Linked DNA regions of Homo sapiens: all the other regions are linked to region 1. A link is a contact called in ENCODE Hi-C or POLR2A ChIA-PET data. All regions are on one chromosome and are shown on one strand. The core of a region is the stretch at or near the end of the contact, and the rest is flanking DNA. Distances in the headings are between cores, read along the strand shown.

The links. A loop is a pair of places that touch in the nucleus more often than their neighbours do. ChIA-PET counts read pairs that join two places held with the same protein, here RNA polymerase II (POLR2A). Pooled maps may share reads with other maps.
Region 2: a map of PC-9 shows a loop between it and region 1 (2.7-fold over the local background). The contact joins the promoter of LINC01776 here to the promoter of MIR137HG in region 1. A Hi-C loop is called at or near these places in 3 of 168 maps with a recorded cell type or tissue (IMR-90, PC-9 and endothelial cell of umbilical vein) and 3 of 50 pooled maps. POLR2A ChIA-PET finds 5 or more read pairs at or near these places in 2 of 52 experiments (PC-9 and endothelial cell of umbilical vein).
Region 3: a loop to region 1 is called in a map of endothelial cell of umbilical vein, with 4 times the contacts of the local background. The contact joins the enhancer-like site here to the promoter of MIR137HG in region 1. A Hi-C loop is called at or near these places in 6 of 168 maps with a recorded cell type or tissue (A673, IMR-90, MCF 10A and 3 more), 4 of 37 single-sample maps with no recorded cell type and 7 of 50 pooled maps. POLR2A ChIA-PET finds 5 or more read pairs at or near these places in 1 of 52 experiments (PC-9).

Annotation. Positions count from the first base shown.
Region 1 is chr1:98,048,330-98,052,010 of GRCh38, reverse strand. MIR137HG (MIR137 host gene) reads left to right here and starts at 2,318. Exons shown (of 5, transcript NR_046105.1): 1 at 2,318-2,633.
Region 2 is chr1:98,209,218-98,212,846 of GRCh38, reverse strand. LINC01776 (long intergenic non-protein coding RNA 1776) reads right to left here and starts at 2,136. Exons shown (of 3, transcript NR_046088.1): 1 at 2,037-2,136. All of the region lies in intron 1 of LOC124900404 (a long non-coding RNA gene), which reads right to left.
Region 3 is chr1:97,847,735-97,850,942 of GRCh38, reverse strand. The region is part of intron 2 of DPYD (dihydropyrimidine dehydrogenase); the gene reads left to right. Among named protein-coding and RNA genes, the nearest start is that of DPYD-AS2, 52 kb to the right of the region's middle. Within about 2 kb of position 1,407, at least 6 of the 41 ENCODE cell types and tissues checked have a DNase peak (open chromatin) inside an H3K27ac peak, as active enhancers do; they include A673, PC-9 and endothelial cell of umbilical vein, where a contact is called at or near this core.

The sequences.
Region 1 (3,681 bases), core at 1,069-3,568:
TACAACTCAGTGTGAATAGCCACATCGTTGACTTCCAAAGAATAAAAGAATCTTTCCATAAACCTTCTGAAGTCGTTTCTATAAACTTGCTCCACTTTCTAATATTGTGAAAGAGTTGATGTAATTTAATTTCTATTCTGTCAATTATAAATTTATTTCATCTTGGCAAGGTGCCCTATTTGGAAAAGTTGATTGTGGGAAAGGATGATAGTATAGCAGGAATATGGAGGTTGAAATAATGTTTAATTTTATAATCAAGATAAATGGTGTAATTGACCTCATCATATCAGGAGCAGGGAGAATCTGAAATGGTTTGATTTGCACACACTTCATTGAGTCTACCAAAAGCATACTGATATCAAATTGCCCAGGGCTATATATTTATTATGAGAATTCATAATTCCAATCCTGTTACATATGTTTTTTTTTTAATTTTGCTGGATCTTATGGAATAAGGATAAGGGAAGATGAAGAAAACTATACTAAATGTGTCAAAATGCTCCTTGTATCACAACAAAGTGGATGGTTTACTCAATGCAGCTAAATTCTCAGAAGAAAAACTGAAGTCACATCTTTAAAGAGCATTTTTCTTAATGTACTACCTATCTGTAAATAAATAGTTTAAACCATAATGAAAGCAAACTTAAAAAGTTGACTCTAGTTAAATATTGGGAGAGACTGAGTAACTTGTGTACCATCAATTTCCTGAGGACTTGGCCAAATTCTGCCTGCACTTTCAGCCTAACCTGCAGGGGGCAATAGCTTGACACGAATGACAACAAAGGCTGCTGAACTATTAGACTTGAATATCTGACTATGACCCTGGAATGTTGTGTAGGTTGGAAAGAGTGCTTAATTAATGTATATTGAAACAAAAGATCAGGTAAATTGTTTGATTTGTCTTCAAGCTATATTTTTAGACTAATTTAATTCATAACTGTTAGGTTTTTTTTTCCTTAAAGAGATTATCAAAGTTTTAGGAGACACATTCATCTTTAGAATTTTCCTGAACACTAATTGTTTACTACAGAATTTATGTAATGTATGTTACCAAAGAAAAGACAGCAGAATCAAAGTGACCATAGTTTTCAGTGTTCAAATGGATGACAAAAATCAGAGGAAATATGGAATTTTGAGATATATTTAATAAAAGATAGTCACATATCTAGATAATAAACCCTATTTCAATATTTTTTAAACCTATAACTATAAATGGGTGGGGGGCAGTCATCCCATTGTTTGCAATATGTCTTCTTTCCATGTATCAAACATTATTTTTTAAAACTGGTTTAAACTTAAAATCACGATCAACAATTAGTGAGTTATCTCTTTTATTGCTATATATTTTTCTATTACAAGTGGAATAGAATTTATTGGCTATCGATAATCCACACTCTCTTTCCCTCCTTCTCGGTATTTCCACTCCCTCCCCCATCCCTATATTTCCCCATCAACTGATCTGGGAAGACTGGAAACAGACCAAAAGGGGTTTTGGCTAGAGAGAGTAATTACAGAATTAGAAAGGAAAACTCTTCTCATCTCCTCACTGCAATCATACTTAATGTTCATTATGTCAATTTTAAATGATACAAAATGCCTTCCCCAAAAGGCATCCTGGTTTTAAGAAGTCAAAAGGGTACCTGGCATTAAACAACCTTGAATCAATCCTGGTGGGATTAACTGGACTGAGTTTCTGTATACTGCACATGCTATGGATCTACTTTGATCACAGTAAGGAAAAAAATGAGAATAGATTTTTTTTTTAAAGAATTGCTGCACAGGAGTGTTCCGTTTCTTTTATATGGCAGAGTTTGATCTTGATAAAAACCTTTTAAAACATCCTTTTCCCCCCACTATGGTAAAGAGATCATATCTGTTTTTGCTTTTCTTTAAGAAAAGAAAATGGGGATTGCTTACACGGGGAAAGAAAATTTTATTCTCCAACACCCCCTCCCATTCTACTAAACCATTTTAGTCGACATATGTTTGTTATCAGAGAGAGGTGCTGTGAACACACAGCCATTTTCTTAGCAGCTTTTTGACTGTATGTTACCATAGTCCCACAAGGCATTGGTCCTTTCCCATTGGGAAGTCATGAATAAGAGACTATGAAGCTTGCACGTCAGATCTTCCTCAATTAATCCACCATTAGCATGTTTGGGATCCACTACTGGATGGTTAACAGCAGCTTTTGTAACTGTACGCCGACCATATCGAATTATGCTCTGCTAAAAATGAACTCTTTGCAGACCAACCCTCTCGGCTGTCAGTGTTTTCCGTTTTCCTATTTTAACGTTTGTGTATAGTGGCAGGCGACAGATGGTGTAGATCAGATCGATTTGATTGCATTAGATGATTTTTTCCCTTCCCCACTCCTTTCTGGAAGCTCGCATCAGCTGAAGGCTATCGCCTGGGACTCCTCGGAAGCATGAGCAAGCCGCCACCACGCGAAGGCACTGGGGCACAGCCAGCGCGAGGCGCCGAGGTCCCTTCCCAAGGCTTGTTAACACTGTAACCCGGCACTCGGAGAGAAGAAGCAGCTCACACTGCCCAGAGCCTACCTCACTGCACATCAGATGACTCCCTGGCTTCTACACACAGTTGGAGTTCCGCTTGAAACCTGGATTTAGAGGGTAAGCACTTCAATCGAGATGGATTTGTGACAGTTACTTTGCCATACAGCAAGACAAATCTCAGCAAACGTAAAGGATGTAGGATGTATGGCAGAGGCAGACTATGTTTACATCGAAAAATGTGTTTCTTTTTGTCTGAGAACGAGAGTATTATTCAGTAAAGATGTGTATACTCTTTTTCCATTGACTGTAAGAGTCGACTACCACCCTCCTCCCGATTTTTTCTCTCTCCTTGGTGTTTCCCCCTTTCTACTTGAGAGGGAAGGAGAGAGGGAGAGGGAGGGAGTCAAGGGGGAAGAGAAAGAGGGAGAAGGGGGGGAGAGAGAGAGAGAGAGAGAGAGAGGCATTTCAGCTTTAGCTTAATTGGCTTATTTCCTCAAACCCATTGCTTTGTCGCGTTTCTTTATGTATTTTTGGTTGCAAATTGCGAAGCGATTAACTGGGATGGGTGTTGGAGTATGGGGGATAGCATAGGAAAGTACTGGGAACCGTCAATCAGTCGCGGTGGCCTTGAGAGATCAAAAGGTGCTGAAAGCCCCCTGCCCGCAAAACACACCTCTAGTTATTGGGGCGCGAGAGAAATGTAGATTCTAATAAACATGGCTTGCAGGAGTCGATGAACAAAGGTACTTAATGCGGACCTAAGCCTCCGCTGATATTGTTCCGCTAGCAGTATCTAAATATTCAAAAGCGAAGTGTAAGTTGATCAACAAACGCCCTGATGGTATTGGGCTTTTTCCCTTTTTTGTTTTTGTGTGGAGGGTGGAGAAGGGGGGGAGGGTGGATGGGTGGGGGAAATCCGACAGCTTAAGGAGGCTTGAATTGAATATGCACCCAGCGGCAGTGGTCTCGTAGGAAATGGTGTTCTCGTAAGTCAGGCTGCCCCGCTCAAGCACGAGAGAGCTTTGGTTAGAGCTCAGAGCGTCAGTTCTGCTGCGAGTGCTGCCGGCAGTCGGCCCGGGTTGAGCTGTCCATTCGTCCAGGTGCTGAAGCTGGTGGAACATTGGGTAGGTAGGGAAAAGGCTGGCACTGCTACTTGGGTAGAAAG
Region 2 (3,629 bases), core at 887-3,386, 160 kb before region 1:
ACATTTATGCAGCCAAAAAACACATGAAAAAATGCTCACCATCACTGGCCATCAGAGAAATGCAAATCAAAACCACAATGAGATACCACCTCACACCAGTTAGAATGGCAATCATTAAAAAGTCAGGAAACAACAGGTGCTGGAGAGGATGTGGAGAAATAGGAACACTTTTACACTGTTGGTGGGACTGTAAACTAGTTCAACCACTGTGGAAGTCAGTGTGGTGATTCCTCAGGGATCTAGAACTAGAAATACCATTTGACCCAGGATTCCATTACTGGGTATATACCAAAAAGACTATAAATCATGCTGCTATAAAGACACACGCACACGTATGTTTATTGCGGCACTATTCACAATAGCAAAGACTTGGAACCAACCCAAATGTCCAACAATGATAGACTGGATTAAGAAAATGTGGCACGTATACACCATGGAATACTATGCAGCCATAAAAATGATGAGTTCATGTCCTTTGTAGGGACATGGATGAAATTGGAAATCATCATTCTCAGTAAACTATCGCAAGGACAAAAAAACAAACACCGCATGTTCTCACTCATAGGTGGGAATTGAACAATGAGAACACATGGACACACGAAGGGGAACATCACACTCTGGGGACTGTTGTGGGGTGGGGAGAGGGGGGAGGGATAGCATTAGGAGATATACCTAACGCTAAATGACGAGTTAATGGGTGCAGCACACCAGCATGGCACATGTATACATATGTAACTAACCTGCATATTGTGCACATGTACCCTAAAACTTAAAGTGTAATAATAATAGTAAAAAAAAAAACATAATTTGTGAAATAAGAAGAATGAAAAATTTTAAGTAAATAACATTGGAGAAAAATCATAATTTGTGAAATATGAAGAATGACAAATTTCCATTTTAAAAATATAAGTTTTTAGTTTTTTTCTTACTGCAAAACCAATCCATGTTCATTGCAAGAAAAAAATGCAAAGACAAAAAGAACACAAACACAAACCATATTCCAAAAACCCAACTATAATCATTGTTAACATTTTAAGTATTTCTACATCAAAAACGGAATCATAGTAATCATATATTTCGTAACCTACTCAATCAGTGTTCTACATGCATCAAACACCCAGGCATCTCCTGGGTGGGCTTTGACCTACTTCAAACATGCATACCTGAAATGCCTTGGGGATGCCCACAGATGCATCTACTCAGTGCCTGTCCACACATGAATAACCTGGAAGTGTGGAAGAATTAACACCCCAGAGGGAAAAAAATGACCAATAGATATAGAAGCCAATGGACACATTCTTCCCCCTTTCTGCTCCCAACCCTTACTCTACAGAGTCTAGAGAGATGCTTTACATGGCTACTTGAGGAGGGCTCAGCCTCACTTAACCAGCAATCAGTTTAACTCAGCAGTGACCAATATCACTATCAATATCAATAATGCCTTCTCCTCCTGTTGGCTCTCCCTTTCTTCCCTGCCTTACTCCCCTGCTCTGTCACTTCTCTTTCCTGGGATGGCACTTGCTAATAAAGCAATAGTACATAAGCCATCTGCCATTAGATTTGCTTCCTGGGAAACCCAGGTTTAGCCACCTAATTTTTATCTTAAAAATATATGTTAAATGTACTTTTCTGTCACTATCAATTCTTCCATACATAATATAAATTCAATACGATCATAGACCTTGTTTTTCTTCCTTAATTCTTTATGCTCAGTATCTAGATTAGTATCAACACATTTTCAATGCCTACAAGAGTGTATCATTGCTGCGAAGGTATGAGTCCACCTACTTACATTTTTACTAGTGTATACCTCAATATATTCATTCAGACCACACTTGGACATTCAAGTTGTTCCTAATTTTACCTATGTTAATGTGCCATGGTTAGGCAGCAAACTCCGGGCTCAAACACATGATTATTTCTATATTCTTAAAAGCGATTTATCTGAATCAAAGGTTATGCACAATTTTAGGAATATTTTACAAGCATTTGCTATCCTATTTGAATAAAAATTATGATATTCTATTCATTTTTACCTGTCAGCATTTCTTCTAGTGAACCAAGGTATTCTCATAGCATTGGCAGAGGAAAAGGCATAATCCATGTCCATCTTTTTCATCAGCTTAAAATCCATGTGCTTTTATGGGTGGCAATGAAGCGATGAGTAGCCTCAAGCCAGCAAATTTGGAGTGGGGAGAAGAATTAAACCTCAAAAATCCTTGCTGCTGAAACAATATTTTTTTCTTTTCTTCTTTTTCTTTAATAATGGTATCCCTCTTCCCACTATCCTTCCCAATTGTAATTTACTTTTCATGTCACAGAACTTAGCACCAAACAAATTACACACCTTATCCAAAGCTATTGGCTCAAAATGCTCAGACGGCTGTTTTCACTATAAACCACAGGCAAAGTGATTCCAGGGTGTTGTTTTTCTGATAGTAAAAGAAATCCTGGAAACTCTTTACAATTATTCCTGCATGGATCAATGCGGCGTAGAGCGGTAGTCCAGAGATCAGTAGGAGACGTATTTGAAGCTGAATCAATGCTGACAAAGAAATACTTGCCATTCCTCAAATACTTGAAGTACCTCATTTCCTATGAACTGGATTATCTCTTCATAAATTGTGGGCAACAGCTAAGATAAGTTTAGCCCCTGCCTTTGCTACCAAATATGGCAAGCGGATTTGTGAGTAATGGAGACAACCAAGAAATCAGTTTCAGAACCGCACCCCGCCCCCCTCAAAAAAAAAAAAAAAAGAAAAAGAAAAAGAAAGAAAACAATTTTTATGGTTTGGGAAACTAATCAGTCCCTTCTCTGCATGAAAGAAAAAGCCACACTTAGAAACCTGTTTGCTGCAATGAGTTTGAATGCCTCATACCTGGCTTGGTATTAAAACTTAATGTTGGAATTTGGAAGACTGCTTTCATCTAGTATTGAGTTAATTATTGGACAAGTACATTAAAATGGGTTGATCTCAGAAAATCAGCTAACAGCCCTTATCATACTCCTCTATATCAAAGCAATGTCACTGAGCATCACTACAAACAGTTAGAAAATTAAGGCTTTTTTTCCTCTTAAAATATTTTCTGTCTCAAAAAGTTCTTTATAATGTGTGATAAACTTCTTTAAATAAGATTTTCTCAAATTTTCTTTAAAAGTTTCAATTAAACATATGTTTTTTAATGGGGGCAACCGAACCATATCACGGATGAAAAATAAAATCACCAGGTATCCAACAGAAGGGCCAGTGGGTAAATCAGGCTGCCTGGGCTGAGTGTAAAACAGATCTGTTCATTGCAGAACTCGGGGGATTGAAATAAAACCTCCAACACATGTCATCAATACATTTCTGCTTTAATAAACACCGCTTAAATTTCCCCTGGCATTTAAAAAAATGCATATTAAAAGGAAGAACATGCACAATTCAGGCTAAGGACAAATCTTGAGCCTTCTCAAGTAGAAATGTGTTCAATTTGATAATTTTGGTGCTGTGTCTATGGAGAGAATGAAACTTTGTTCCACCCCCATCTACAAATTTTTATGCACCTATTGATAAAATCTGTAGATGTCCTTGGCCCAATAAAAAGACAAAAAGAATACTGCCTGCCTGCACAAACCATGACGCTCT
Region 3 (3,208 bases), core at 158-2,657, 200 kb after region 1:
TGAAGTAGCAAATTGGTAAGGAATCATGGGAGATAATATATCATATTCTTAAAAAGGACATGTGTTTTAAAAATCACCATTGATTTGATTTTTAATATATCATTTATAGAACAGATGGTGGAGTTATAGTTATAAGCAATGAAGTACAAAAATCACCTTGCTGGATGGTTTTTTTGTAGGCAATTTGCTCGATCAAATTAAGTTGGAAAAAATAGGTGACCGAATTCTATAGATGACACTATTGGTAGTTTTATTTTTACTGTGATCTCCTGTGTTTTTATCTGTCATGATTGCACAGCACCCTTTATATTCTTCTTCTTCTCATTTTTCCTTCTATTCAGTCACTCTGGCATTCTGAGGCTGATATTTTAGATATTTAAAACCGGATTCTACTCCAGAAAATCCATTTGTTTTAAAGAATTCATATGAGATAAAAGGACTGTTGAATCAAAGGACCAAATAGTTCATTAAGAAGCATTGTAAAAGTGAATAATGTACTAATAAAAAGTTTCATACTTCATTTTCATATCTAAGAATTTAGTTAAGCATATCTTAATTTATTTCTTTAATTAATACCTACTTTAGAAGTTAAGTAACAGAGAAAATTAGAGATTTAACCTACATTTTACCATTTGCAAGAAAGGTACAAAAATATTCTATACCAGCTGTAATCATGCATGACTTTAATCAGATATTTGGAGACCTATTTCAATTGCCTGCGGTGTTAGCTATTCAAACTCAAAATATTCTGTAAGATTCCCTTATAACTTGAGAAACAGATGACTCATTTCCCTTAGACAGCTCAGCTTGTGCAATTTTAGCTGTGGAGAATGAGCTGTCCATTATTTTTTATCACCATTCTCTGCTGAATGCATTTGCTCTTTCTTCCTTTCCATTGCTTGTGTTTGTTTATCTAATTTGGATTATTAGCATGCCATAATGGTCTATAATTTTTTCCCCTCAGTCATTTACTTCTCAGGCAGGAAATTTCTTAGTGCTCCTGAGGACAACAACAACATGTGATATTTTGTTTTTGTTAAAGTCACAAAATTAAAAGTTTAGAAGACACTCATGTCTTCAGGAAAAGCTCTATTCAAACACTGCTGAGGAATATTGGCCAGTATTGTTTCCTGTAATTTTGTAGAAATAAAATTTGTAAATTTGTAGAAATAAAGATAGAACTGATCTTTGTGATGAATGGCAAGTGTGGCAAACTTAAAATTAATCAAATATCTTCCTTTATTTTTATCATTATTATTAAGGTTCTTTGAAAATTATGAAAGATAATACAGTTCTTATTTGTGGAGTGCTTGGAGTGTGCTGGTTCTGGTGCCAAACTTCTAAGGTTCACATCTAGGCTCTGTCAGTTTCTACTCAGGAAACCTAGGCAAGTCATTTAAGCTCCGGGCTTCCGTTTTCTCAGCTGGCGAAAAAAAAAAAAATGAATGTAGAAATGGCTCTTTTACAGGGCTGTTGAAGTGTTTACAAATTAAGACATATAAAGCACTTGCTTAGAACAATGCCATATATAGAGTAAGAACTCAGTAAGAGTTAACTACTAAAGGATTTTTAGTGTACAGAATTCAGGAAATACATATACATAGAACAAAAGCAAATAGAATCACTTGAAATCCTACCACCTAGAAATAAGTCAATAACATTTTGAAGTGTGTTCATTTAATCTTATTCTATATGTCTATATTTTTATTTAAAAATGAGATTGTAGTGTATATTCCTAGTTTGTAACTTTGTTCATTTAAAATAATATGCAAATGTTTTGCATAATCTTGTATTATACTACACATTATTTAAGTGACTTCAGTATCACAATAATATGGTAATTTGGTTATCTAATGCTCTAGAGCTAATCATTAAATTTTTATACAGGGCTTTTTTTGTTTGTTTTGTTTTTTGCTATCATAACCAATGCCTCAATTGGTGTAATTGTAATCACTATCATTTCACGTATTTAAGAGTATTTCCTTAGGATATATACAGATTTTCTTTCTAATATTTAGATTTCAGTCATTACTTACAACTCAGACAAGCTTAAATTGATCCAATTTCAAATGTTTGGAGACATATGACTCCTAATCTCCTTATAATACACAGAAAAAAATCCCGAAACCTTTCTTCATTGTTTTCCTCTGAAAACCTTTGTTCTTTATTTGAGCTTCTCTAAAACAAGTGTAATACTCAAGATGCTGGTTAATGGTGCCATGCAGAGGGAGATTCTGCTTATACTTAATTATACAACATAATCTTTCCTTTATAAGTGTGATGCAATAGCACTGATTCATATCAAATTAAGCATTATTGTATATAATAATTGTGCTTGATATTTTCATGCTAGATACGCATAAAAGAAAACTAATACATCTGTTGCCCTAATAACATAAAATATAATTGCATTTCACAGTCCAACTTCCTGAATACTCTAAAGTAACACTTTCACATCCTCTTAAAAGATGAACTGAATTTACTTCACTTCACTCAATATGACATTTTTGGAAAATAGTCACTAAAAGTTTCTTAAATGTTTTTAAATAGAAGTGGTATTTGTGCAGCCTGCAATCCCAGCACTTTTGGAAGCCGAGGTGGGTGGATCACGAGGTCAGGAGATTGAGACCATCCTGGCTAACACGGTGAAACCCCGTCTCTACTAAAAATACAAAAAGTTAGCCGGCCGTGGTGGCAGGCGCCTATAGTTGGAGGTACTAGGGAGGCTGAGGCAGGAGAATGGCATGAACCCGGGAGGCGGAGCTTGCAGTGAGCCAAGATCACGCCACTGCACTCCAGCCTGGGTGATAGAGCGAGACTCCGTCTCAAAAAAAAAGAAGTGATATTTTCTCTTGTTCGTTAGAGGGGTATAACAATTTTCATTAACATTGAATATTTTAATATTTTAAATGCTATATTTTCACCTTAGTTTCCTATTATTGTATGTTCTTTGTGGGTTTCACCATTTATGAATATAAAACAATCATGTGCTTTGCATTCACATAGCCCATCCTTTTATTTTTAAATTCTGGCATTTGATATAGAGATATAGCTTGTGTATGACAGAGTAAGCTTTATTTGGTTATTTTTGATTCTGAGAATCTTTTCCTTTAATAGAAAAGTTTAACCTTATTTTTAATTTACATATTTGGACTTGCATTCAAATGCTGTATTAGCTCGCAGCCCACCCCTACAATGTATATAGTAT